Linked DNA regions of Homo sapiens: regions 2, 3, 4, 5, 6 and 7 are each linked to region 1. The links are chromatin loops, found by intact Hi-C in ENCODE. Cell type or tissue: PC-3. All regions are shown on one strand.

Region 1 (4,000 bases):
CTCATCCATAGGTGGTAATATTATGAAAAGACAAAACACATGTAAGATTAGCGATCAGCCTCAACAAAATCAGGAGGTCTGTTGAAGGGTGGACAAGAATAGACGATATTTGGAAACCACAAATATCCACAAATAACCACCCTTTCATGTGGAAACATATTTCTAATCAATCTGAACTATTTACATGTGGCATGTAAAGAGACTTTTGAGAAGCATTTGATGATATGATGAAGAATTTACTACATTTAGAGAAGATGGTTGGTAAAGTACCTTATCTAGGGTAGTTAAAATACAACACACACACACACACACACACACACACACACACACACACACACACAGAGCATACTTTTATAAGTACAAAGGCATGCAATACAGATCCAAGTCAAAAGACTTATCTTTTTAATTGAAGTAATCAGGAAATCAGAATGTAAATAGAACAATAAAAACTGGTCGGTATGTAGATATTGAATTTGAAAGGAGAAATTTTATATGATCACTGTTATGGTGAACCAGAAAATTTTATTAATAGTAGAATAAAGAAATCAATTATAGTATATTCATTGTACACACCACAATACAGACAAATCTCACAGACATAATGTTGAGTGAAAAAAAGAAGCCAGACATGGAAGAATACAGATTTTAAAATTTCATTTATATAAAGTTCAAAACCAAGTACAATTTAACTGTGTTAGAAATTAGATCATGGTTCATTGGCATATGTCCTCTGGGGCATGGGTGGCAAATTTAGCTCGAGTTGAGAATCACTGATATGGTTCATAATTATAACAAAGAAGTCTGGTAAGGCAGTATGTGCCGTATCCCTGTACCTAAAACATACACCTAGTAGATGCTGGGGAGATGACGAATTTTATGGACTTACATTTGTTTAATATTATGAGCAATGTCAATGGCATGATTCCTGTCTGTCAAAAGAGTTACCAAATTCATCAAGTAAAAAGTAATTGATTTATAACTTCAGCAATTTCATAGAGCTAATTTTAAAAAACTCTTAAATCTCCAAAAAAAAAGTTAGATCATGGGTAACTTTGAGGTACTTTGACTGGTAAAGATACTAGCAGGACTTCTGGAGGTTTGGGTAATATTGTCTTTCTAGATCTGAGTCGTAGTAACGCGAGTGTTTGCTTTGAAAAATTCATTGTATAGTTCGTTGAACTGCACAGTTATGTTTTCTGTAACTTTCTGTATGTCTGCTATAATAAAAAACAAACAAGAAGACCTTATTTTGAAAAAGAATAGATAAAAATATTCAAAAACTCAGTTTTTAAATCAAAACATGTTTTTAAATTAAAAATAATGCAACTGTTTATCCTACAGACAATGGGAAGCAATGTTAACTATTGCATTAGAACTTTGAACAATATTCTACAAATTTCCTCCTCTAAAAAAGACATAGTGAACAAAAGGGCAACTACAAATAGTTTCTGGGTGTTAATTGAGTAATTTCAGGTTAATTGCATATTTTTATGTGTTTTTTACTGTTAAATGGGAAACCAGATGTACTTATCACAGTAAAACAATAAGAGATATTTAGGACCCTTTATGAATAAAGAGGTTTTAGGTTTTGTTTACTGTTATGTCTCCAGTATCTAGAACAGTGCCTAGCATATAATAGGTATTATATAAATATTTATGGATGACTGGCTGAGAGAAAATAAAAGAATGTTGTGGCTCTCTCAACATAAAAGGATTATGTTGTTGCTAAGGTGTGGCCAATATTCTTACTTCATGACTATTAAATGTAGTGTTACAATTGTAAATTAAGTCTTAGCCTCCTGGGTATTTTTGTCACTCTAGTTGCCTTGGGAACTGAGATGGAGCAGAAGAAAATAACATGGGCAAAAGCATGGGTGTGGGACACCCTGGTTACATGTGGGGGAGAATGAGTAAGTAGTTCCTTTTGGCTGAAATGTCAGGGTATTAGGGATTTAACGAGGGACAGTATTAGAAATCATGTCGGAGTTAGGATAAGAAGATGGAGTGATATTGAATATTAAGCTATGACTCTACAACTTTTATTTGAACTCACCCATGTCTGCATTTCACAGATTCACTTCCCAATGCCCTAGTGAAAGCCAATGAAATGATCTGGTCCCATGACATTGTCTGCAGAATTTTCTCGCAAACCAGCAAAATTTACTCTAAAACATATCTGAGTATCTGGAAGACATCAAGATTTTTTTTTTAGGTATCTGTTTGCTATTGTGTAATAATGTTTGAAGGTATGAATCAGTGCTGATCTATTCATTCAAAATAGATCTGCTTCTCTTTGGGTAAATGTCTGAAGGCTGTGGGCAATTGGAGACCCATCCTCACTTAGTCATAAGGCAACTGCCTGAGTGTCTGTTCAAATTTCAAGGCTTTTGTGTCAGCCTTGCTGTGTTCTGGCTGGCTTGGCACATCTTGACAAAGATTAAAAATTATGGGTATCCATAGAATGCCTTCTGGAATGCCTTGATTTTGTGCATCGTAATGAAATGAATCATACACATCTAAACAAAGGATTTTAAAAATGTAAAGCAAACAGTATAAGCTCAAACGGTCCCCGTTCCATTGAGCAGTGCTGAATATGCAATTACATTTTGAACAATAGGTATTCATAAATCAGGCAGAATACTCATGAGAAAACAGTCCTTTAATTAAATAAAAGGAGAATCAGTGTTTCTTGTTGCAGGGATTTTTGGTGGGATTAAAGGATTGTTCTCGAGCCCATCACACATGAGAAGCCTGGCTGGCTGGCTTAGAGTTCTACAGCCCCCACGTGCCCAGATGACCCAAGCTCTAAGACCAATCCAGCTTTGCCAAGTAGGAAAATTAAAACAGGCTTTGACCATTACTCCCCGTTCTGTGCTGATCTTGTCAGGCCCTCTGTGTAGTGCTGTACAGTTTGAGCATTCTATAAAGGCACTGGGCCAAGTGGGCAAGTGGAGGCAGGAATCCAACCCACATGCTGCTACCAAGCTGTGCCCCCTTGTAGCAGGACTGTGTCTGCCAAAGGACTGCCTCATTCTAATTCATTTAAAGATGTTCTGTTAACCCACAGGGGCCTGCCTAGCTCTAGTATACAATGTCCTCTGGGGTTGGTGACCCTCCTGCTCAAATATAGACCTAGTGTCACAGTATCAAACACCCAGTGCCAGGACTCTCTGAGGTGGATATCTGTACCCCCTTGAGCCATATGCCCAAGCCAGATGCTGACTGATTGTCTCTTGTCTGAACACTCTTCTTTCTCTGAGACTTGGAACCTGCTGTACTGTGAGGTTCTGCCTCGTCTCAGGGTCTAAAGAGCTCCACTGGGCACAGTCCCTTCCATTTGGCTCGTTGTTCTGACCTGGTTAGGTTGGACATTGGGTTTACTGTAGGTACAGTGAAGTTCCATAATGTGAACATTTAACGCAAAAACCCAGCTATTAGAGGTCAGCAAAGAAAAAGCAAATGAGAAAGTCAACTTAGTTTTCTCCTGTCATTCCAGTGAATAAGTATAAGCTTTAGGGTGAGCATATTTCCCATAGTGTGAACATTTTGATGTACTAATTATGATTCTAATTTTTAAAATAATATACATATTTATATATAACATGGCCCATAAATGCAAGCTGACAATCTCTTTTCTGGTACTCAGCTAAAGAAAGCATGATTTTTTTAATGCTGGGGAAAAAGGGAGGTCAGAGATGGAGCTATCTTAGAAAGATACTGAAAGCTATTCAGAAATTGGGATATTTTGTTAGGTAATTTTGACTACGCATAATTTTTTTTCTTAAAGTATCAGAGCCTGCACCTTGGTGCAAAATATGAATCTGACGTAAAGACTTTGAGGTTTTTATGTAACCATTCTCCCTGGAAGTGCCCTTGAAGTCCTTGTTCCTACCTCTCCTAGGCACATTGCTGCTAGGAGAGAGACACTACTTCAAATCTCCTCTCAGGATCATCCTTGCTGCCAGCACTTTGTGCAACAAAAGCTCTGCTCAGCAGGGTG
Region 2 (4,000 bases), 250 kb after region 1:
CCTTAAATAACACAGGAAAACCAAAACAACAACAAAAGTACTAGTGAACAACACCAGTGGAAAGGCAAACATGACTACTATTTTTAAAGTACGAGATGATAATTTTGTGCAATAAAATTACATCAATTATAAACTGAATATTTGGTAAGCAACTTGGGTATTTTCCTTAACAAAAAGAAAATTTTGTGCTTGTTAAGTAAAAGTATGGATAAATATTAAAAATCTTTCAATGTTCTCTTCTCAGCACTCTCAAATACAAAGGGATCATGGGTACTTTCCTGGAATAATATGGAATTTTGAAGTTTGGATCAGGAATAAAGGTGGTAGCTGTAATTTTTAGGGCTGATAAGACAATTCCAGGGGAGATGCTAACATATAGAATGGGTTAACTTTCCAAATAGTTGTTCATCTGAAGGGCTGATGCTGAGAAGATAAATATAGTATGAAAACAGATGAAAAAAGACTTTGGAAACCAGATGACAGGGAGAAATAAGGAGAATAATATGGAGCTTGGATCAATGCCTGAGTGTATGATTCAGGGAGAGGCAACATCTTTATCTAAATGCCTATAGACTCAGTATTGGGTGGGGATAGAGTGGTGAATGTGGATAACCTTCAGGAGCATTTCGTTTGTTTGAAATGCATGCAAATATTCATAAATACAGATCCGTTTCAACTATGTCTTTTCATATTACCTCAGCCCCTCGTAACCTAGTTTCTTTTGCAAGAATCTTTTGGGCTTCTTATCTTGTTTCATTAAGGGCAAAACTTTGAGAGAAAGTATCAGAAAAGGATTCTTACACTCTTAATATCTGGTATGTGAAATAACTAGATACAATATTTTAATACATAGCAAACTCACTTTGGAAAAAACTATTGAGATAAAAGTTGCAAATTTGGCCAGCTAGAAGTCCACCTGTCTGTGTGATTTCAGGAGACCCTTGCATGCAAATGTCATGCTAATTCTGTGATAGTGGTTCCTTTCATTCTAACTGAAGAGCTTTGGGATCTTCAATATAAATTGAATTTTTCATTAATATGAACTTCAACATTACAATGAGATTGTACACATATTAACTAAATGATCCTCAAAATAGCTCGATGAAGTAGGTCCAATGAATTCTCATTAATCTTTTATTACAGGTTAAAGAAAGGTAACTTATCAAGGAATTTTATTTTAAAATTCAAATATCCCTGGGAATCAGTGCTATAGAATAACTTAGAAAGAAAAGAATACTGGCCTGGTGCCTGCTTGAAATGAAGGTGAGAAGAGAATACGACATGGAGAATGAGAAGGTGCTAGGAAGCAAACTTTTTGAATTTTATGATTTGGCTAGGACCTTCCCTGAGTGAAATCTAGTGCTTCAAGGCATGACCACACTTACAACACAAACACTTTAATTGTGAACTACTCAAAGCATCTCTGCAGTTTGCCTGTTCATGCCATCCAAAGTTTTGAAAAAGAGGAAGAAGAAAAATTGTTTTTCTCTCCCTTAAATGTCTGTGGTATTTGGCCTTGTTGTTTAATTCAATTACTGTAGAAGGCTTGCTTTCTCCACCTAGTGGCCAGAAAAAAAGAAGATTTTTATCTATGGAGATGAAAAGAAGCAAGAAAAGGCAACAGAATATGTAGAGTAATAGCAACTATAATTTGTTGAGTATTTGTGCAGGTGCTGTGATAAATGCTTTACATATGTTACCAATCCCCACACCCTGGGAGACAGGAATTATCATCCCACTTTACTAAAGCAAAGAAAAATCAAGTGATGCCCAGGTTCACATAGTTTGAATATGGCCAGAAATATATATTTGAATATAGCCAGGAATTTAACCTAAGTGTATAACTTCAAAGCCAGTTTTCATCTGCATTAATAAATTTGCTTTCTGGAACACATGGTTGCTAGAAATTCTGTCATTTTTTTTGGAAATAAAGTCATATGATACATATGATCACCAAGCTTTAAGACAAGCCCAAATAGAGTGAGAAGGGGACCTAGGACTGAGCACTAAGGAACTCCAGCGTAGGGGTGTGTGTGTGTGAGTCTAAGGGGAAGTCTAGTTCCTTATTTCAAAGTAATATTTTATCACTTTTCATTATTAAGCAGTTGTACTATTGGTTCCACTTTCTCTTATTTGCCTTCCAAACAGAATACCTCAAAGGAAAAAGTACTTAAAACCAGTAAACTACACAATATAGACCTAACAGATTCCACAGAAATCTCACCAAAGCAATTATAAGATATGGAGCATATGGATTGCAGAGAATAAGAGAGGACAGGAGAGGAGAGAGGAGAAAGAAAGGAAGAAAGAAAAAGAAAAGAAAGAAAGAAAGAAAGAAAGAGAGAGAGAGAGAAAGAAAGAAAGAAAGAAAGAAAGAAAGAAAGAAAGAAAGAAAAAGAAAGAGAAAGAAAGAGGAAGGAAGGAAGGAAAAAAAAAGGAAAGAGCTTACAGTCAGATAGGATGGCCAGTGTTCCCTACCTCCAAAAAAGTTAAGTTCCAAAAAGCAAAATTTTTTTAATTTTACCTGTACTATGCAAGACTTTTCCAGTACTTGCTCTGATATTAAGCAAAATGAGATGGCACATTTGGAAGTGGTTGCTTCAGATTCAGGAATAGGTGATGACATGAGTTTCATTTGTTCTAATCATTGACCGAAACTTCTATTTTTGCTTAATGGAACACAGGACATATGATCCATTCTGTGAGTAAGTAGAGAGAGAAATAAAAAGAAAACCAAAGGTTTTCTCTCTATCCTGGTCATGTTTTACTGATTTGTTTAGCTTCTAAAACTAACTAGCTAGCTGATAAAAAATAAAATAAAATTATGACCTAAGGTACATTTAAGCTGAAAACCTGAAATGCACTTCTCCCTCTGCTGCACAGATCCTTCTGGAATTACGTTTCTTATTTGGTTAGTGTTTCATACAAAACAATGGGGTTTCTCGTGGCGAAGACTTTCCTTGCACTAGATTAGCTCTCAGTAAAATATACCGAATCCAAGTATCTCATCTTAAGGCCAGTGGTCCTTAAAGTGTGGTCCGGGACCACCAGCATCAGCAACTTCTGGAAACTTATTAGAAAGGCAAATTCTCAGGCCTTGCCCCAGGCCAAGTGAAATGGAAACTCTTGGGTTGAGGCTCAGCAGTCTGTGTTTTAACAAGCCCTCTAGGTGATTCTGTACCTGTTAAGGTTTAGGAATTACTGTGTTAGGTAGTAATGTTATCTTCTACAAGGGAAGGGCAAGGTCTAGTAACAACAAATGGCGTAAAAGAATACATCACTTTCCCAACATTTTAAGATTACATTAGTACTCCAGAAATCAGATGCAATCCTGGAGAGGAGAAAACACAAATCGATTGTGATTCAACTTTCCACCAAAATGTGCCAGGTAAAATTGGTGCTTAAAATAAAATTTAAATTGAATTTGAGAAAAAGAAAACATTGTTTCTTGCATGTCTGGTTTTGTGGATTGAGATTGTGCCTGCCACACTATAGTGCGTCTACTATTTACTGGTTATTAAGACTGCTGAGCCCTGTAAATTGTTGTTAAATCACTGCAAATCCCCTCCTGCTACTGCAAAAACATATTCATTAAATTAATTTACAAAATGGGGTATAAATCTGATGATAAGCGACATGATCATTAGGAATGCATATCACGGTAACATAAGAACTGCCATTTCATAAAAAAACACATCTAATCTTGAACCACAAATCTTTACAGGACTCACATTATCACTGTAACCACATTTCCCTTATATTCCACCCTAGATATAATTGACATTTTCTTAAGTATGGAGAAAATATAATAATTTCCCGTTATGATTTTACATGCCAATGCAATTATACAAATTTTTCAATACAATAAAATATAAAGATGTTAAGTTGATTAAACAGAATTAACCTTCCTTCCCCCAAAGCTCTAACCACAGAGCAGAGAAGCCTTAGACAACTATTTGAAAACTCCTCAGTAATCTTGTTCATTGAAGGTACTTCGCAT
Region 3 (4,000 bases), 150 kb before region 1:
TTCTAACAATGTCTCCTCTTGGCTGAACTTAAACAGAAGCCAGGGAATTAGATTGTGAAATGATGGGTCCATATAAGCCAACTTTCCCTACAGAAAGCAGGATGGAGAAGGATGGTAAGTGCATGTGGAGAGTCAAACAGAAAATATCCAGCGTAGATATATATATTGCAAACAAACATCATTTAAATAATCATTTAGCTGCTGGGTGCAATAACAAAATTCTATCTGTGCAAAAATACAAAAATTAGCTGGGCATGGTGGCACGCGCTTGTAGTCCCAGCTATTTGAGACAATGAGGTGGGAGGATGGCTTTAGGCCAAAGCAGAGGTTGCAGTGAGTTGAGATCTGGTTACTACACCTGATCTCAGAGCAAGACCCTGTCCGTGCCCCCCACCCAAAAAAATTACTTACTTTCTACATCAGGGGCCAGTAAACTATGACCCATAGGCTAAATCCAGCTTGCAACCTGTTTCTTGAAATAATGTTTTATTGAAACACTGCCATACCCATTTATTTACATCTCATCTATGGTTGTTTTTGGCAGAGTCTTTAAATCTGAAAATATTTACTATCTGGCCCTTTACCAAAAGCCTTTACTGACCACTGCTCATAGTAAAAAAGTAGGCTTTCTCCTTTTAAAAAAGTTTCTTAGCGATAACAACATACTCCAGAGTTATCCTAGTTTTTTGACCTCTGCCATCACCAAATATGTATTACTTTCATGATACATATTTCATTTCAGTCTTAGTTTTTCCACAGATGAACTGTATTTGTGTATATATGTATATATATATATGTGTGTGTGTGCGTATTTGTGTGTGTGTGTGTCTGTATGAGGAAACCAGCTTTAATCAGAAACACATCTACGAACTTGGAATGAATAAAAGTGACCAGCAAATAATTTAGGGTGACATATTTAGGTAGCCTTCCCAATTTACCTGGTTTCTCAGATTTTTTAAAAAATGTAGAATACTGTTTTTAAAATGACGAGACATTTCAAAAATATATCATTTCTCACTCCCCATATTCACCCAGCATATAATTATCTATGCACTTTGTCCATGGCAAGTATGACTTTTGACTTCATAGCCTCCCCTTCTTGATTTTCATTTGATGTTATTTTAATCTTCATATACTCAAAAGTGCATTATGAAGTTTTGCTTCAGGTTGAAGAGGAAGATTTAAAAGTTGAAAATTAATTATGTCCTGTTCTTCAAGTCAGATTTGAAACAATGCAAGGAGGGAAGGAGACAGAGAGAGGGAGCAGGAGCAAGAAGGAGAGAGAGGGAGAGAGAGACACACACAGAGGCAGAGAGAGACAGAGAACGAGAGGGAGAAGAATTGTTTGTAAATGAAGAAAGATTGAAATAAATGTTTGAAGATTTTTACTTTATGAATCATATTACTGCCTCCTTTGACTTTGGTTTCCAATGATTTTACCTATTATTTTGTAGTGCATTTGTGCTGAAGCTCTCAGATACTGCTCTTGCAGACCTCGGCCTGGATCTTTCTTGGTGCTGTCTCATTCCACATTCCCGAAATGTTGCAATAGGATGTATTACACAATCTGAGATAGCAAAGAAGAGACTAGACTTGAAGTGAGGAAGCTTGTCATTTAGCCATTCTTCAATATTTGCTGGTGGAAAGAATGAAGAAAGAGGTGGGCGGAAGGAAATAGGAGGGAAGGATGTATTTAACCACAGTAATGTACTGTATGCAATAAATGTGTATAAGAATGGCATTCTCGGTCGGGTGTGGTGGCTCAGGCTTGTAATCCCAGTACTCTGGGAGGCCGAGGCGGGCAGATAACCTGAGGTCAGGAGTTCGAGACCAGACTGACCAACATGGGGAAACCCTGTCTCTACTAAAAATACAAAAAAAATGAGCCGGGTGTGGTGGCACATTCCTATAATCCCAGCTACTAGGGAGGCTGAGGCAGGAGAATAGCTTGAACCTGGGAGGTGGAGGTTGCAGTGAGCCGAGATCGTGCCATTGCTCTCTAGCCTGGGCAACAAGAGCGAAACTCCGTCCCCCACCCCCCAAAAAAAGAATGGCATTCTCTTAAACTACATGTAAAACATTACAGGTCACAAAACACTATTTTCAAAGCACAAATAAAAACTTAATATACGTGTTTGTGTAAATGTGTGTGTTTTTGCAGCACATAACCAAATTTCTATGAATGAATAGAAAAAGGAAAACCCAATAGACAAAAACTGATAGTTTAGAGATGAATGAAATACAAGTGATTCTTAAATAATAATAAAATGTGCATTTTTGTTTGTAATAAGATAAATTCAAATTAAAATCATCGAGGTAACAATTTTTATCTTTCTTACTATATAGTTTGACTCTACGCACCTCTTTCACATTGCTGTATAGGAGTGTAAATGGTTAGATCTTTTTATGGAGAAAAATCAGAAGCTTGTTTTTTGTGTTAAAAATGACATACAGTTTGACCCCATGATGACTCAATTTCTAGAAATAATATACTTCTCTATGTAAGAAATGACATCCATACAATAGCGAACAGTATGAACATTGTTGTATTATTTGTCATAGCAGAAGGTTACTATTATATAATGCGATCTAGAAGATTGCTTAACAAATTAGGAATGCAAAGAACAATATATTAGCCTACAGATCTATGTTCCACTTCTGTAATTCCTCCCTGCTGCGAAAACCTCAGGGGCAAGGGGTCTTCAGTATGTCATTCTTCTTTTGAAGATTACTAACTCTTAAGTTACAAAAAATGCACAGAGTGCAAAATTGGGGAGCTATTATAAAGAATGCAGCAGCTCTATATTTTCTGGAATGCAATAAAACTTTTTTTCTTACAGCATTGGTTTTAATGATGAAATTGGAAAACATTACAAAATCCAATAATAAATAATTAAATTAAAGATAATATATCTGCCTGAACTCAAAAAAATCAGCAAGAAAAATACCAAATAATCCTATTAAAAAGTGGGCAAAGGACATGAATAGATAATTCTCAAAAGAAGATATACAAAGCCAGGTGCAGTGGCTCACACCTGTTATCCTAGCACTTTGGGAGGCTGAGGCGGTTGGGTCATGAGATCAGGAGATAGAGGCCATCCTGGCTAACACGGTGAAACCCCATCTCTACTAAAAATACAAAAAATTAGCCTGCTATGGTGGCATGCACCTGTAGTCCCAACTACTCGGGAGGCTGAGGCAGGAGAATCGCTTGAACCCAGGAGGCGGAGGTCGCAGTGAGCCGAGATCACTCCACTGCACTCCAGCCTGGGTGACAGAGCAAGATTCTGTCTTAAAAAAAAGATATACAAATGGCCAATAAACAAATGAAAAAATGCTCAACATCACTAATCATCAGGGAAATGCAAATTAAAACCACAATGAGATACCACCTTATACTGGTAAGAATAGCCATTATTAAAAAGTCAAAACACATAGATGTTGGTGTGAATTTGGGGAGAAGGAAACATTTATACACTGCTGGTGGGAATGTGTATTAGCATACCCTATTTGGAAAACAGTATGGAGATTCCTTAAAGAGTTAAAAGTAGATCTACCATTGGATTCAGCAATCCCACTACTGGCTATCCACTCAAAGGGAAAGAAGTCATTTTATGAAAAAGACACTTGCAAATTTATGTTTATGGCAGGACAATTCACAATCACAAAGATGTGGAACCAACCTAAGTGCCCATTGACTAATGAGTGGATAAGAAAATGTGATATTATATATAACATATATATGTATAAATGTATCTCATATATATGTATATCATATATATGTATATAGATAGATTACATATGTATATAGATATATATGATATATATGTATATAGATATATCATATATGATAGATATCATATATATGTATAGATATATCATATATGATAGATACCATATATATGTATATAGATAGATATATATATGATAGATATCATATAGATGTATATAGATAGATAGACACCATGAAATACTACTTGGCCATTAAAAGGAACAAAAT
Region 4 (4,000 bases), 390 kb before region 1:
TTTGTAAGAAACCAGCATCTCCAGTTATGTGCTCTTCTGATTGTAATTTTAGCGCCTTCTGTCCCATTCATTAAAATATTTCAGAGCAAGAGTGAGAGGAATATTATATGGGGATAATCTGCAGTATTTTCTAATTTACTTTGATGAAGAAGGAGAAAGAGGAGGAGGAGTCACTTGTAAATTCTTGTACTGTAACCTGAATGATAATAAGTTGCCTACACAACACACAGCTGATTGAATGACAGCAAAATCTGACCTTTGTCTAAAGTACAAAACCTCCTGCCCAAAGCACTCTTTTCCATTGGCCCTCATCATTGGCTGTAGAATACCCTGATTTAAATCTCCATCACAGTTTATTCTTCAGTTATGACAGATAGCCCATTTCATTTTATATCATAGTTGTTTTCATGTTTTATTGCCGGTCCCTGAGTATAAGTCTAATTATCCTCAGTAGAGTGCCTCGGGAGCTCGTGTCAGCTGTTCAGCTGGGGCGAATGAAACCACTCAGTAGAGGACTTCTGCCTGCCTTCAGGTGCTTCTCAGGTGTTGCCTAGCAGATTGAAAATGTGTTGCTAGGTAAAAACCTTCCTTCTCTATTATTTCAAGGACCACAAACACAGACACACAAAATCAGGGAAGCACAGTTGGAATGTTTGAAAACTGTTCTGTTCTCTAAGATCAAAGTAGGTCCCATTAGTCTAAAGTGCTGGCTTCTTGAAGAAATGTCCTAAGATTCACCTGTTGCTAAAAATAGGCATGAGTTAGTCAGTACATTGCTGGATTAAAGATAGTGACAGCTAATTAGTCATTGTTCAAACAATAGAAGAGTTGAAAAGAGAAAGTGAGAGACACTCCAGCATTCTGGCCAGTCTTCTTTTCTTCTGATTTTAGAGAGAAGACCAAGAGTGTAATGGGAGGTCACTGTGTTCCTAGTGGCCTATGATTGAGGCTTTCAGACCTTATGTAACCTTTTCTGCTTCACCTAAAAGGAAAATTTAACATGCTGAGCAATACAAACACAGCATTTATTTCCATTTAAGACTGGATAGAATCAATTACTCACAGAAACTATGATACCCCAAATGGCAGGCTGACCATGTGACTTCAGAGCAACCGCTAGAAAACACAAAGCAAGATTCCAATCAGGAACAGTGCAGTGAGGTTTCCTGAAAGTCAGACTAGGGTACATGAAGGCAAGATTGATTCGGGAATTGATAATTATAGTAAAAGAACCACAACATTGAATGTGAGGGATTGTGTTGTTGTTTTGCTTTGTCTTTTTTTCCCTCTGTGGGAAGTTTAGAGGCAGTCATATAATATTTATTCAGTGCTAACAGCACATGGATCAACATCCCAAGGGGTAAGACATTGAAATGTGGAGTTGAGAAGTTCAATAAATAAATAAATAAATTGAGGACACAGTTTTATATAGAAGAATTCAAAATGTAACGGTTGAATTATATTCAGCTTTCTTCCCAGGTTAAAAATTCTAGCTGCCACCTCTAGTTATTGAACAATATTATATTTATTGAATGTTTTTTGTGTGCAGCACACTGTGAAATAGGTGCTGTTGGTACCGATTTTCTGACGATAAAAGCTATTGAGTTCCAGAAAATGTTTAAATTTTTTGATAGCTAAAGCCTCTTACACATATATTGTTTAACTGAAAAATACCATGGCTGATAGATGCTTGTTTGAAAATCTGGTGTCCTGGCATCATTCTTCTCAAATCCTTTGGTGCCATTCCAGATGCTGACATTCCGGCAGAAGGAAACTTGATTGTATCAACTCTATGGGGGTGTTTCTTACATCCTTACTGTAGTCAGTGGGGAAGTGCTAAGAGAAAAAGAGGCAAGTGGACTCATTAGCTGAATCTGGTCAGTGCTGGAGTACACACTGGTCATTCTGTTTTGTTTTTTTCATAACTTAAAAAAATTACATCCTTATTCATTTCAGAACCATTTAAAATAGTCTAAAGGAAATGTTAAATGAATCGAACCAGGAGTTGATGTGGGATTTTCTACGTCCATGCGCTTCCTCATATCCTTCACTAGATGGTGTTCCAAATCAATCCATAGTGTCTATGCCATTGATTTGGTCCAGGAGGAAGGTGAGAAAACACCAAGTCATCCCTTTCTAACTCACCTAACTTCCCTTCTCTGGCTTCAAGAATAAGTGGACTTTTCATCACTGTTGAGTAATTAAGTTTGCATGCTGTTGAATTTTTTTGTAGGCTGTACTTGTAAATATTTGGGGGGTTAATTCAGACAGGAAGCATTTTTCAGCCATTGAATGGTTTCATGTTATTGGCAGGGAGTTTTGCTAAACTCATCATTAGTGGCCCTAGTGATCTAGCTGGTGCTGTGAATCAGGAACAGACTCGTTTTAACTCTCTGGCAAAGGCAGTCAGTTAAACCACAGGCCACAATCCTGATAAGAGCTGGAATCAGGAGAATGGAGTGACAGATGGGTAGTAGACTGAAAATATTTACAGGATAGGATAAACAAAGGAAGTGGATTGACCATGAATGCCCCTATTTAAATCTTTCATTCATATTCTCTTAGATATGGCCATGTCTACAGTCTTCATTTCAAAGGAAATTATAAATTAACTTTAAAAGCAAACAAACAAACAAACAAACTAAAAATCCATTTGATTCAGAAAATATATTGGAGACTGTCTTTTCCAAAGAAATTGGATTTGAGGATTCTGCACAGATGTCCAAAGAAATGTATGGGTAGATGTGAATTTATCCTTTACCAAAATTGCTAAGTTTGTGAGGTGTCAGACTCTACTCAATTCCACCTTTCTTTCACTCTCTCCTACCCTTCCTTCTCTAGTATTCAGATAGACAAATGCACCATCATTTTGACAGATATATTTATGCAGTTGATTCATTATTGTCAGTAGCCAAGGAGACATTTTCTCGTGGTGTGTCTAAGGTCTGGAGGCAGCTCCCTGGAAAGAACTTCAGACAACCCAAGGTGCTGGATGCTAAATCCCTGGGAGGTAACAAATGGCCTGGGTATTCTCACGATCATTTGGCTGTTGACATAAACAGAAAAAGGCTGATTCTAATTGATTGGTCTGCTAAAATGCTTCATGTGCAAATCACTTTCCCCAGGCCTGTGATAGTAAAAATCATCTGAGAGGCAAAAAGAAAAACGCAGGAACCTGACAGGCACCATGTTGCAGAGACATCCCTATATGTCTGCTATAATTACACAAGGTACCAAAAAGGGCCTGTGAGGATAAAGAGTGGAAAATTCCTGGCCTAAATTGCGTTGTTTCACTGAGGGATTTCTCAGTATCCTTCTGCCCTTTAATGCTTAAACTCTCATATCTCATTTTCACTCCCCTGCATTGCTGGCCATCAGGAACACCAAAATACAACATTGAATTTATAGACAATAATTTTGTAGATATGATAGATCTGGTTCACTATTTTCAATTATTTTAATGGAAATTTTTATTGTCAATTATCTTAATGTCCATTGTTTTCTTGCATCTCCAACTTATATGTCACTTTTATGTGTTGGCATTTCTGTGTGTAAGAAATCTGATGGCCCAGGATTAGACACTGTTCTTAGCTAAAGGAAAGGTACAAAGTAAAAAGAGAAGAAAACTCCTCCTAACAATTGTTGGCCCACCTGTCACCTTATCACCCCATCACCTGTCTCACCTGGTGCACCTGTCACCTTATTACCCTTATCACAGCCCTAGTGCTGTTTTTTATGCCCCTGTGAAAATATTGATGGTGATGACTATTAGCATCTCTCATGTTCTTCATGTTCCTTTAATAAGGAGGGTCTTATACTTGGTTTCACATTAAAATCATGGGAAAATTTGGTAAAAATTGTATTTCTAGAAACAACTTCTTAGAGACTGGAGGCTCAGTAGGTCTGCAGTGAGTGGTACCTTAAAGTGTGTAATTTTAACAATGGAGAAGAAATGGAGGCTGGGTGCAGTGGCTCATGCCTATAATTTCAGCACTTTGGG
Region 5 (4,000 bases), 190 kb before region 1:
GGTTAAAAGTTAATAAGGAAGGGGCATACTGAGGTGTGTCTAATCTCCCATCCCCTCATGGCAAGGAATCAGAACATTTCTCTGCAGTGCCTTGGCCAAGAGGGAGTCTGTGTTTAGTCAGTTGAAGGGCTTAGGATCTTATTTTTATTTCTCAGCACATGATTTGTGGACTAAAGTATTATGTGGACTTTACTTTTTTGACAAGTGTTTTCCACTTCCCTCGTCCTATGTAACTTTTCCCTTTTCATCTTTCTGTCATTGGTAATTAAAAAAGAAAGTTGTAGTACACTTTTGTCTTTTATTGTGTCACCTCAAAGAGTTTGTAAAAGTGTGTGAGCTCTAAATAAGGCACTAGCTTTTATCGATATTTATTTCTCTGTTGATATTAAGTTCATCAAAACATATCTTTATGACAATTATTGCTATTGGTGTCCCCCAAAACTAAAATATCTTTTTCCTATGTACATGTCAAATGTTAATTTAATTTTTCGTTTATCTTAAGAATTTTATTGAAAAAAATTTTAATTATATAAATTTGAAAAGTATTCAGAATATAGTCAACTGAAAATAGAACATGACAGCAAATAAGTAGCAACAAGGTAGCTGAGGTAAAATACCTTTGGGATTCAAGGTGGATTTTAGGTGGGTTAAGTGGAACTCATGTAAAATAAAAAGGAGTGAGCCTTTTTCTTTTATAAAAATATGCAGCTTTCTCTCTCCCAAGGTTCAACTTAGTGGTTGGAGAAGTCACTTTTTATTATCAGAATGAGAATGAGTAACGCAAGCACTACCTGGAAGCAAAACGGTAACGTAGCTAAGCCCTGAGTAGAGAAATGTGGACCAGTTCTTTCCAATTACTTGTTGAAATGTGGCAATTGCTCTAAAATAAAAATGTGCGAATGGGGTAAAAATTACGCCATGTGGGGGAAAGCACATTCTACTCTTTAAAACCCTTTAAAGATGCAACCATTTTCCACTCAAAACTGCTTGGTGAGAATTTGCAGGATGGCCCCACACAATTCTCAGTCATAGGGAGGTCGCTCAGGTGTTTGATTTCCATTCGAGATGGAAAAACTGAAACAGAGAAAAAGAATATAATTTCCTCATCTATGAGTCAGCAAGCTCATTGAAAAGATTATGGTAGATTTGTGGACAATACTTACTTCAGCCATAGATGGGGTTGACACAATTTTTTATTGCATTACCATGTAGACAGATGAAATAATAACTAAATCTAGGGTTATATCAGTCTTCCTTCCATTTTACATATTTTCCAGTTCTCCTATGAAAGAGTCAGCTTTGTCCTTCTACTCTTGTGTCTCCTTTTATAAAATCATAACACTTTTGTTTTATCCAATAACCTGGACACCTAAGGATTGTACACATAAATAAACAAAATTGGAATTATATTTTATATATATTTGATCTTACTAATATTATATTGTAAGGATTTTCCATAATTTCTAAATGAATTTTTCCTATCCTATCCTAACCTGATTGATTAATTAATTGATTGATTTTACAAAACTTAATTTTTTAGAGCAGGTTTAGGTTCTCAGCAAAATTGGGAGGAAGGTACATAGATTTTCCATGTACCCTCTGCTCCTGCCCCACCTGCATAAATTTATTTTTTCTTATAAACTTACTATGTTTATCTTTAGACTTAAAAATGTCTTTAGAAGAGGGCACTGTTTCTTGACATTTTGTGCTTTTTTTTGGCTATCTTTTACGGTGTTAATTTATTAGGTAAGTGATTGGAAGAAAAGAGTTTCAGAAATGAGACATTGGTAAGTATATTTTGAAGGATGGGAGAATAGTGAAAGGTACAGAGTGTAGCAGGTCGGATCGGGTGGGTCTTCTACCTAGTTAAGGACACCTTTGAACAATAATTAATGTCATTTGTGGAAAAAGAAAATCCCCAACACTTTTCTTTGTTCTGAAGATAATCAGAAACCTATTCAATTTAAAACTTGTGATGTCCCATATGGTAGTTGCTACTACATGTGGCTATTCAAATACACACTTAAATTTCAATCAATGAAAAGTGAATCAGATTAAAAATCTAGTTCCTCAGTTGCACTAGCCACATTTCAAGTGCTCAGTAGCCACACGTGGGTAGGGATTACCACATTGCATAGTGCAGATAGGGAACATTTTCATCATCAGCATCACTGTGAAGAACGGGAAAAACTTCATAAACATGTAAATAAGTGCTAAGAGGAGCTGGCCAGGCACTGAAAACAACCTATGACTACTTCAATTATGATCTTGGCAAAGGCCTGAGACTTTATGAGACGTGAACTCTTCTGACCCTCCAGGATGCTAAGGATTGAACACAACACAAACAGACTTTCCCAAATTAGTCATTTCCTTTTCCATCAATATCTGAGCTCAACACTGAAGCCTCCTTGCAGAGGGATTGTGCTGTGACTACCTTTTATTTAAGAAGATACTCTTTGGTACTTTTTTTATGGTACTCTATCTGCCTATTCTCAAATTACATTCTCTAGCAAATCTCTGCCAAATTTTACCAAATATATTAATAGGTATATTGCCTATATTCTCCAGGAGAAATTTCTTTCCACCAAACTCTAAACATGATTTGGATTAACATTTAGTGTATTACCATATCACTGGATTTTAATTTTAATGCTGAAGACTTTCAACTATGGGCTTAAGGTCAGTAGAGAATAGGTTATAGGATCCATGAGGCTTGCTTTGTTTTCTTTTGCTATTTTAGCATATTTTTAATTTTCATAATGTGACAACCTTTAATATTATATCTTAAATTGAATCTCACTTTTACTTCCATTTTTATGCTCAGTATTAGTGATTAAAAACACCCTTTAAATTCATTTGTCCTGGCATTTTGACTCTTATTATAATTGCATATATAAGAGATGAGATCATCAGTTGGTTTTTAATGCCTTTAAGTTAAAATAATCTCCATATGGTTGAATTAGCCATGATCTCCACACACATAAAATCCATATGGCTGAAATTATACATACAAGGCTTTAGATAAAATGGAGAGTTGTGTAAATTTTACCACCAACAACATGTAAATTAGCAAGGATGAATGGTTTCCCCAGAGTGTCTAAAATCAAATTGCCAATAACAAAGATGTTGGTAATCAAGGTTTGACTTAAAAAATAAAAACAAAAACGAGTGTAATTTGTTAGCACTTACTATGTGCTAGATATTGTATTCTGTGTTTTATGTAGTCTACCCAAATTAGGAGTTGGCAAACTTTTTCTCTCAAAAGCCAGATACGAAATACTGTATTTGAGACTTTGTGGGCCATACGGTCTTTGTACAGTTATTCAGCTCTGCCATTGTGGCACTGAAGCAGCCAGAGATGATATTGAATGAATGGTTGTGACTCTATTTCAATGAAGCTTTGTTTACAAAAATGAGCAGTGGATCTGATTTGGCCTTTGGGCTGCAGGTCCTTTGATCTAAGTTAACCGTCATAAATAACCGAGGGCTATATATTGAGGACATGCCTCCGCCATTGAAGACTGCTGCTAACAGAAAGGAGATAATTTTAAAAATCTCTCTAACACCTGGACAGAGAGTCTGCCCCTGCAAAGGACTTCCACAGTCCCAGAGCTGTTCCTTGTCCTGGTTCCATTTCAAGCTCTGAATGTAGGCCAAAGGCTATATAGTACAGGACCATAGATTGTGGGGTCATCAGGCCTCTGCTTCTGCTTGGATTTAGAACCCTGTACTACCTAAGTAAAAAACCATGTCTCAATCAAATTATTTATAATTTGACATGACACTCCTATGTCTGTTTTAGCCACCCATAATAATGTGGGCCTCTTTGGCCAGCTCTTTTCTCAGATACCTTCCCAGAGCTTCTTCCCTGCCCTCCTGATCTCCTCCTCAGGCTTTTTGTTGTAACCTGTGGGATCTCATTCCATTAGAAATAAACGCTTCCGTCTTCACAGACTCTCCATGGAATTCTTTTTCCACTTGTTCTGTCTGTACTATGCTT
Region 6 (4,000 bases), 320 kb after region 1:
AAAGGTTTAGGTGGACACATAGCATTTTCTCCACTCCAGACCTCCTGGTGGGGAAATTCAGGAGACAGAAATGTCCAGCTGAATTAGAAATCTGAACGAGAGAAAACGTTCAATAATGTCATTACTTAAATGGTAGTTGAAGTCAGGATTAGGTGATTTAGGGGGCGCATAGACTAAGAAAGAATTGGCATGGAACCCAAGAGAATGTGTAAACATATGCAAAGGAGGAAGGAAGAGGCAGAGAGGAAACAACCAGAGACAGAAAGTTAAATCAGATGAGAGAATCAGTGAAGGAAGAAACTCTATGATGCCAGATGTTAGAGAAAGGCAAATCGAATTTGGACAGGAAAACTTTTCTATGTTGATCTTGGCAACTAGAAAGTCATTGGTAGCTTTCACATACAAGGATTAAGTAGGTTTGGAAGCAGGAATCAATCTCTGGGGGTTGTGGAGAAAGTGGGAAATGAGAAGTATGAATGAATAACAAACATCTCTTTCAAATCCTTAAATACTTTGAAGGGAAGGAGGGCCAGAGAGCAATTAGAAGAGTAGGGATGAATGGGTGATGGAGAACTCCATATATTTTCTTAGTAACCATTTCGTTTCCTATTTATATGAGTCAGAAACACTTAATTACCAAATAGATTCTGATCAATGTAAGCACACTGGTTTTCTGTAATTCCAGTGCAAAAGAATATACTGCTTTACTCAGACTGAATGCCCATACCAAGAGTTTTGAATTATCAATTACAACTTGCCAATTCTATTTACTATTTACGTTAATCTGGGGCCCCAGTGTGAGAGGCCATGTTCCCCATTAAATCGCTCAAACATGTAGCAGGCAGGAATTCTCATAAAATTAAATTTTGTAAGGGGAGGATTTAGATTTTGTAGAAAATGTAAAATAGTGTAGCATTGGGCAGGATTAGAATAAGAAAAACATGATATTGTGGGAAAGGGGAGGGGAGCCAGAAGAAAAATTATGTTTGCTAACAAAGTAATTAAATGCTCTGTGGAATATCCATTTAGTTATATATTTAAATGGTTTAATAATTTTTTAAAATTATAAAATATTTATTTTTCTTATATTCCTTTGTTTCAGTTTTTTTGGTAGCAACATTTAACATTCGGACTTACTCTCTTAACAAATTTTAGTAATTTGTTAATTGCTATATAAAAATAGAAACAATTAGGGTAACTATCCAGAGTCTCCGGGAAGGTGGGAGGGCGCTTTCAGGATTTCGATGACCACTCAGCCTCAAAGCTGTGTTGTCTGTGAGATAGCATTAGATACAAGATCATGTTGTTATCCAAAGTGATTGTGGAAAATATATTAAACTAGGGGAGAGGCTTAAGCTGTTTAAGAGTATTTGCTTCCCTCCTCCTGCACCCCTTGGTATAGGATTCATCAGTTCATAGGCCTGAAAGCTATCTCTTGGTAAGCCTAAAAAGTCAGAGCCTGGAGTTCTGATACCTTTGTTCCTCCTAATTGTGTCTCCCCAGCAGCACAAGTGCAGACATCCCTGACCACAGGCTAGGAAACTCACTTAATACTTTTCAGCAGCTTACCAAGAGGAAACAGGGGGAGGGAAATCACATTTTCACATGAGAAATTATGATCAGCTGTGATCCTCTGTCAGCCCATGAATTTCAACTGGTGCTGCATTTTCAAATTCACTATTTCAGTCCTAATCAGTCTGTGGAAAGCAGTCATGGGGGTTATACTTCACAAGCAGTTTGGCTTACTGAACACTCAAAGGAGACTGCAAGCGAGCTTTCAGCTGATAAAATTTGCTCCTCAGAGTACAAAGGGAATATAAGTAAATCTGTCTTTATAGGCCCAGCATTTGAAGCAAACTAAAGAATAGCTTGAAAGCATTTGATTGTCAGAGATTTGAGGCAAAGCCTGGATTTTCAATAGGCGATGGGCTGGGGCATCCTCTGTGCTGAAGGCGGCAGGAGTTTCTCAAAGCCCTACTGAGTTGGAAATGGAAGGACACATTTTATTTCTAGTGCTAAGAAACATCTGGAGGGGAAAGCCTTGCTTCTTGTAGTTTCCTTGGATATTAGAACCTGTTCTACAGAACCCACAAATTCCAAATACTTTTCCCAGATGAATCCCAAGAGGCAAAATTTTAGGTGGACTTTGTCATAGAGTTACTGTATCTAAAACAGCTTTCCATTACCGGACTTGGAAATAAATAACCTCATGGAAGTACACATATACATGTAAGATTAAGCTACTGTTTCCATTTTATTTTTGTTTGTTTTCCATGTGGGGGTAAAAATTTCAGAAGTGTATAGTGAAATTAATGTGTTTAAAATAAATCCTACCTTATTGAAAAATCAATAATACTCATTGTTGAAGTTAAAAATCTCTCTATGTTAGAAAAATGCAAAGCCTAGAAGTAGCTGCTTTAAATTATTGAGTTTATGTACCCAGACCCACAAGCACGCTTGCTGGATTGTAGTCTGTGGTGCCCTCTGGTGGAACAGAATCACTATCGTGTCTCTTAATCCTTAAAACCAAGTGTCAATGTTCAAAGAAATCTAGATTCATTTTAGACAGATGTGTCCTAGGATTTGAAAGACTTCCATGAAGTGTAATGCCAGCTGTTTTGGGGGGTGTGTGTGCGTGTGTGTGTTTTGTTTTGATTTTTCAATGAATAGAAAGTCCCCTACTTTTGAATATTCATCCTATGTTGATTTGTTCAGAATTTGAGGCTTCTATAGATACATTTTTGAGGTGTGCTTTAAAAAAAATTATTAAAAAGAATTCTGGTAATTCCCAATTCCATAGTTTTAGAAGTAGTAACATTTCTAAACTTTGTCTTTGATAACTTAGTCTTATGACTTGTTTGGTGTTTTTAACCACATAATCTAAAATTTACTACCAGTAAGAGAAATGCCTACTTAAATGGAATCATTGGAAATGATGTTGTACAAACAAACAAGTAAAATAACACCACCACCAAAAATGAGACCTATTGTGAATGCAAGCTTGATTTGCAGCATGTTTGCCCATTTTCACAACCATTGTAGGTTTGGGCCCTATTCATAAATAATACTGTTAATGGGAGTTCATTCATGATTTGGCTCTCTGCTTGTCAGTTGTTGGTATATAGGAATGCTTGTGATTTTTGCACGTTGATTTTGTATCCTGAGACTACGCTGAAGTTGCTTATCAACTTAAGAAGCTTTTGGACTGAGACAATGGGGTTTTCTAGATAGAGGATTATGTCATCTGTAAACAGACAATTTGACTTCCTCTCTTCCTATTTGAGTAACTTCTATTTCTTTCTCTTGCCTGATTGCCCTGGCCAGAACTTCGAATACTATGTTGAATAGGAGTGGTGAGAGAGGGCAATCTTGTCTTGTGCTGATTTTCAAAGGGAATGTTTCTAGCTTTTGCCAATTCAGTATGATATTGACTGTGGGTTTGTCCTATATGGCTCTTATTATTTTGAGGTATGTTCCTTCAAAACCTAGTTTATTGAGAGTTTTTAATATGAAGGGATGTTGAATTTTATCGAAGGCCTTTTCTGTGTCCATCAAGATGATCGTGGTTTTTGTTTTTAGTTCTGTTTACGATAAATTACATTTATTGATTTTCATATGTTGAACCAGCCTTGCATCCGGGGATAAAACTAACTTGATCATGGTGGATGAGCTTTTTGATGTGCTGCTGGATTCCATTTGCCTGTATTTTATTGAAGATTTTTACATTGATGTTCATTAGGAATATTGGCCTGAAGTTTTCTTTTATTGTTGTTGTATCTCTGCCAGGTTTTGGTATCAGGATGATGCTGGCATCATAAAATGAGTTAGGGAGGAGTCCTTTCTTTTCAATTGTTTAGAATAATTTCAGAGGAAATGGTACCTGCTCCTCTTTCTACCTCTGGTGGAATTCAGCTGTAAATCTGTCTTTTTCTGGGCTTTTTTTGGTTGGTAGGCTATATATTACTGCCTCAATTTCAGAACTCGCTCTTGGTATTCAGGG
Region 7 (4,000 bases), 240 kb before region 1:
AATTCTAGACAACATGTATTGTTTGGCACATTTATCTCTACATGCCATACAACATTCAGAGTGTTTGTATGAATAAATGACATTGGTCCTCGCAACAATCCTATGAGGTAGATAGCATCATACATAGTCATTTTATAGGTGGGGAAACTGAACCAGAGAGAGGTTAAGAGATGGCAGAGTCAGAATTCTGGCTCAATACGACTGGCTGCAGAGCCCAGGCTCTAAGCCACTCTGTCATCTGCTGCCATGACACCAGCCACCTCTCAGTCTCTCCAACTAGGCTGTGATTTACTGAGGCAGGGACTGTGTCTTTAGCATTTTTAGCTTCTTGTGCCTGATCCATATTTTTTGCTCAATGAATACTAGTGAATAAGAGGATGGTTCAATGAATAAACTCTATAATTTGTAATATTTAAAAATTGGGACTTAGAAAGTTGTGAATTTAGGAAATAAAATCTGCATTGCCCACAATGCCTGACCACAAAATGAGGTTCATAATGCTCATCACAGAATTTAAACACCTGCACAGAACTTCCTCTTAAAATGATGAAAAATGCTTTGTAAAAGTGAAAATGGTAAAAACAAATGAAGACAGATTTCATTTCCAGAGAGAGACTTTATATCCTTTGTAGTTACATTCATAAATTTCATCCTGGTAAAACATTCATCTCGAATTCTTAATTTTTTAAGAAGGAAAATTACAATAAACCGTTTTAAATCTTTTTGTCAAACTCAGTATGTGCTTCCTTAAAAATAATGACACTCCTATTTGGACATTATATTCCAAGTGCCACAATCACTTAGTTTAATAGTTATTAAACAAACTATACACAAACCTTGGAAGCTAGACACTTCATCAAACATAATCAATTTCTTTAATTACAACAAATTGTTTTAATTATTCATTTCTCAAAAGTACAAAGCCACTTACCAATAAGGGTTAATTGACTTAAAAATATTTACCTTAAGGTGGATTTATTTGGTTGCTATCAGAAAAAAGATGATACTAGCACTTTTAAGAGTTCTGTTTAATGGGCATGTACTTCAAATTAATGGTATTACACATCTTAAAACATATACAATGTATATGCATTAATTATATTCAATAAATACTTGATATTTACTGGAAAAACTTTGTACCTTAATCAAAAATAAATATTTCAAACATATTGTAGCATTTGGAAAGGTCTTCTCAAAAGGCTGTACCCCTGGAAAGCTTCTGGAATTGCTTCAGCCAATCCTATTCTTCTTTCAACTCCAGAAGCTTTGTTAATTTGCATAATGGAGGTGAGAAATACATTTTCATTTTGGCCATTATTTGTGCTCAAAATATAAAGACTGGCTTACAGGATTGTACAGGTATGCCTCCTGTGACATGAATAGGGCATAAAATCTTACATCCTTTCCAGTAGAGCCATAGCCCTAAGTATCCAGTCCTGTCTTAAGCCATTTTTGTAATATTCTGACATTTGATCTCAGATTAACTGTATCCTACTGCTCAAAAATTTTCACATTTTTCTAAAGTGGTGATTTCCTGCAAAATACTATCACAGCATGCTGAAGGATCAAGAGTAAAGTCTTCACTTAGTTTACAGAAGAGGTCCATGCAGGTTTGCTAATAAAAATTTGTACATGTTGAGGAATTCAATCTGAGATTTATTTTTATTGTTAAATGTTACCTGGATAGCAAGGATGTGGGGAGACCTTGAGTTCTTATCCATTTCTAACTCCTCCCATCTACCAAACCTAACTAAATATTTGTCAATGACAAATTGACTTTGGTCAATTCACAACAGCTCTCTAAATGCAGAAACTTTAGATTAATGGCTAAGAAAGATTGCAAAGAATACTTGGTAACAAAACACTTATGCTTTAGTGTATCAGAGGTTAGGAATGCACAGTGTGATATGTGCTCTTGCATAATCATTTGCGCAAGTCTCCAGAGGATATTAATTATTAACCAACAGAATCATTTGAACACTCTGTGCCACTTTTACCTTCAGGCATTTCAAAGGGTTGCCTCCTTCCTGAACCTGACAATAGACTCATTGGTTATTGTTTAGAATTGTTTAGAATGGTAAATGCTTGTCTCTAAGTTATAAAAAACTGAACTGTCTGTTTCTCACTTAGTCATTCCTCACCTAAAGGCTCTCAGAATGCTGCCAGTTCTTTAGAATTCCAGAAAAAAATAGTTCAGAGAGGTTGCCTTTGATATTTTTTATGATCATTTTGCCTCCACGTGTAAAACAAACCCCTAAAAGACAGTTAAAACACTGAACTATTTTTGTAACACTCAGTGTTTTGACTAATTTTATAGATACCTTTTATTATGCTCTACTTTTTTTCTCCTCAGCCATCTGCTCTAATGAAACATATTTTTTCTCTATGGGGAGTACCCATGTTCCCTAGGACATTTTTCTCTAAGTAGAGAAAACTAGATCATGGTTTTACCATAGAATTGTTATACGTTTTCACATCAATCCTTTACATAAATATCTTACAAAAGGTAACAATTATGTACGTAAAATTCTACTCCTGGATGAAGTATATAATCTCTAGCTAGACCTAGAAAATAATATTGGTATAGTGTTTTCCAATTCACAAAGAGTCTCTGCATGTATGATCTTCTTCACTACATGTAAAAACTATATGATGTGAAATTATTAATCTATAATTATTATTTATATTATTATCAACATTTTACAGGTGAAGACATTGATATTCAAAGACATTAGTGACTTATCCAAGGCCACCTAGCTAGTAAATGCTAAAATACAAATTGTTTATCTGACTGCTCTTTCCTGTAGCCCTCATAGCCTTCTTAACCTTTCTTTTCTGTTGTCCTATATGTCAAACTTTATGCTAGTCTTTTACCTCTGTCCCCAGCTCAGGGTACACTGGTGTGCTTAAGTCCATTTGCAAAGTCCAAGCAATATCATTTGCTTCCTATCCAGAAAGGGTCCAGAAGTGCTCTGGAGCCAGAGAGCCCTGAGGGCATTGCTATAGCACATCCAGCATGGTGATCATCAGTTAACAGATGATAATCTACACATACAGAGGAGCCCGGCAGAGCTGCCTGCACAGGTGAGTCATCCCTCCGGTGAGTGGGGATGAAGACGGGCATCTTCTAGTAAAACCACTGCTCTTGGCACTCCATGATGCCCCTATGGTTGTCCTCTACTCATTCAAGTCCTCAGAGCCTCTTCGTTCTGAGAGCCACACTTGAACCAGCAAACTCCCTTTCAGAATGTGATTCTCTGCTCTGTTCTTATAAATGTGGCTTCTCTCTTCCTCACATACAAGCCTACAACATGCTTTTTTCCAAAACAGGAGATCCTGACCTAGAATTCATGGAATTAACTCAAATGAAGTGCAAACTGTTGTATGTATGTGCATAAGTATGTTTTTCTTTTCTTTTCTTTCTTTCTTTCTTTTTTTTTTTTAGACAGAGTCTCACCCTGTTGCCTAGGCTGGGGTGCATTGGTACAATCTCAGCTCACTGCAACCTCTGCCTCCTGGGTTCAAACGATTCTCCTGCCTCAGCCTCCCGAGTAGCTGGGATTACAGGCACCCACCACCACACCCGGCTAATTTTTGTATTTTTAGTAGAGAAGGGGTTTCAACATGTTGGCCAGGCTGGTCTCGAACTCTTGACCTCAGATGATCACCCGCCTCGGCCTCCCAAAGTGCTGGGATTACAGGCGTGAGCCACCATGCCCAGCCATAAGTGTGTTTTTCAGAAGAGAAGATTTTAGCTTTTATCATATTCTCAAAGGGGCCTGTGGAAAAAAAAAATTACTAATAATATTTAGAATGAGTGATAGATCTAGAAACCAAACTCAGACCATTTCACTCTAAAGTGCCTATTACTCATTTCTTTCTTGATTTTTCACTTTCTAACTGGGTGACCCTGAACAATTTGTTCAACATTCCTGAGTCCAATTTATTTTTGATAGTCATGCCAGACTTTCATTTCCACGAATATGGCATAGGCACATTT

Evidence for each region. Hi-C counts contacts between places; a loop is a spot of excess contacts. Peaks named below come from ENCODE experiments on the same cell type or tissue, not always from the same donor. Only the 100,000 strongest peaks of a DNase experiment are listed, where the experiment ranks them.
Region 2: it touches region 1 in a loop (4-fold over the local background); 5 of 110 quality-filtered maps call a loop at or near these places.
Region 3: it touches region 1 in a loop (4-fold over the local background); 11 of 110 quality-filtered maps call a loop at or near these places.
Region 4: a loop joins it to region 1, with 20 times the contacts of the local background. A loop is called at or near these places in 2 of 110 quality-filtered maps.
Region 5: a loop joins it to region 1, with 5 times the contacts of the local background. A loop is called at or near these places in 4 of 110 quality-filtered maps.
Region 6: a loop joins it to region 1, with 2.2 times the contacts of the local background. A loop is called at or near these places in 2 of 110 quality-filtered maps.
Region 7: a loop joins it to region 1, with 8 times the contacts of the local background. A loop is called at or near these places in 25 of 110 quality-filtered maps.

What each region holds. Positions count from the first base shown.
Region 1 is chr3:30,355,936-30,359,935 of GRCh38, reverse strand. It overlaps a transcript of LOC101927995 not described here. Among named protein-coding and RNA genes, the nearest start is that of LINC01985, 160 kb to the left of the region's middle. In PC-3, no CTCF peak of the experiment used is centred here; DNase peaks (open chromatin) are centred at 875, 1,925 and 2,385; H3K4me3 peaks cover 1,089 bases; H3K27ac peaks cover 3,825 bases.
Region 2 is chr3:30,110,649-30,114,648 of GRCh38, reverse strand. No RefSeq gene overlaps it. Among named protein-coding and RNA genes, the nearest start is that of RBMS3-AS1, 180 kb to the right of the region's middle. In PC-3, a CTCF peak has its summit at 1,561 (motif pointing left); a DNase peak (open chromatin) is centred at 1,568.
Region 3 is chr3:30,509,373-30,513,372 of GRCh38, reverse strand. No RefSeq gene overlaps it. Among named protein-coding and RNA genes, the nearest start is that of LINC01985, 7.5 kb to the left of the region's middle. In PC-3, no CTCF peak of the experiment used is centred here; DNase peaks (open chromatin) are centred at 1,612 and 2,552; H3K27ac peaks cover 1,941 bases.
Region 4 is chr3:30,746,250-30,750,249 of GRCh38, reverse strand. The region is part of intron 14 of GADL1 (glutamate decarboxylase like 1); the gene reads left to right. Among named protein-coding and RNA genes, the nearest start is that of TGFBR2, 140 kb to the right of the region's middle. In PC-3, a CTCF peak has its summit at 2,054; DNase peaks (open chromatin) are centred at 799 and 2,099; H3K4me3 peaks cover 336 bases; H3K27ac peaks cover 829 bases.
Region 5 is chr3:30,543,254-30,547,253 of GRCh38, reverse strand. No RefSeq gene overlaps it. Among named protein-coding and RNA genes, the nearest start is that of LINC01985, 26 kb to the right of the region's middle. In PC-3, no CTCF peak of the experiment used is centred here; a DNase peak (open chromatin) is centred at 2,313; H3K27ac peaks cover 3,335 bases.
Region 6 is chr3:30,040,926-30,044,925 of GRCh38, reverse strand. No RefSeq gene overlaps it. Among named protein-coding and RNA genes, the nearest start is that of RBMS3-AS1, 110 kb to the right of the region's middle. In PC-3, CTCF peaks have their summits at 2,281 and 2,485 (motif pointing left); a DNase peak (open chromatin) is centred at 2,485.
Region 7 is chr3:30,595,366-30,599,365 of GRCh38, reverse strand. No RefSeq gene overlaps it. Among named protein-coding and RNA genes, the nearest start is that of TGFBR2, 9.2 kb to the left of the region's middle. RefSeq lists a cis regulatory region at 1,949-1,962 and enhancers at 1,883-2,027, 1,706-2,205. In PC-3, no CTCF peak of the experiment used is centred here; DNase peaks (open chromatin) are centred at 1,925 and 3,065; H3K4me3 peaks cover 416 bases; H3K27ac peaks cover 2,839 bases.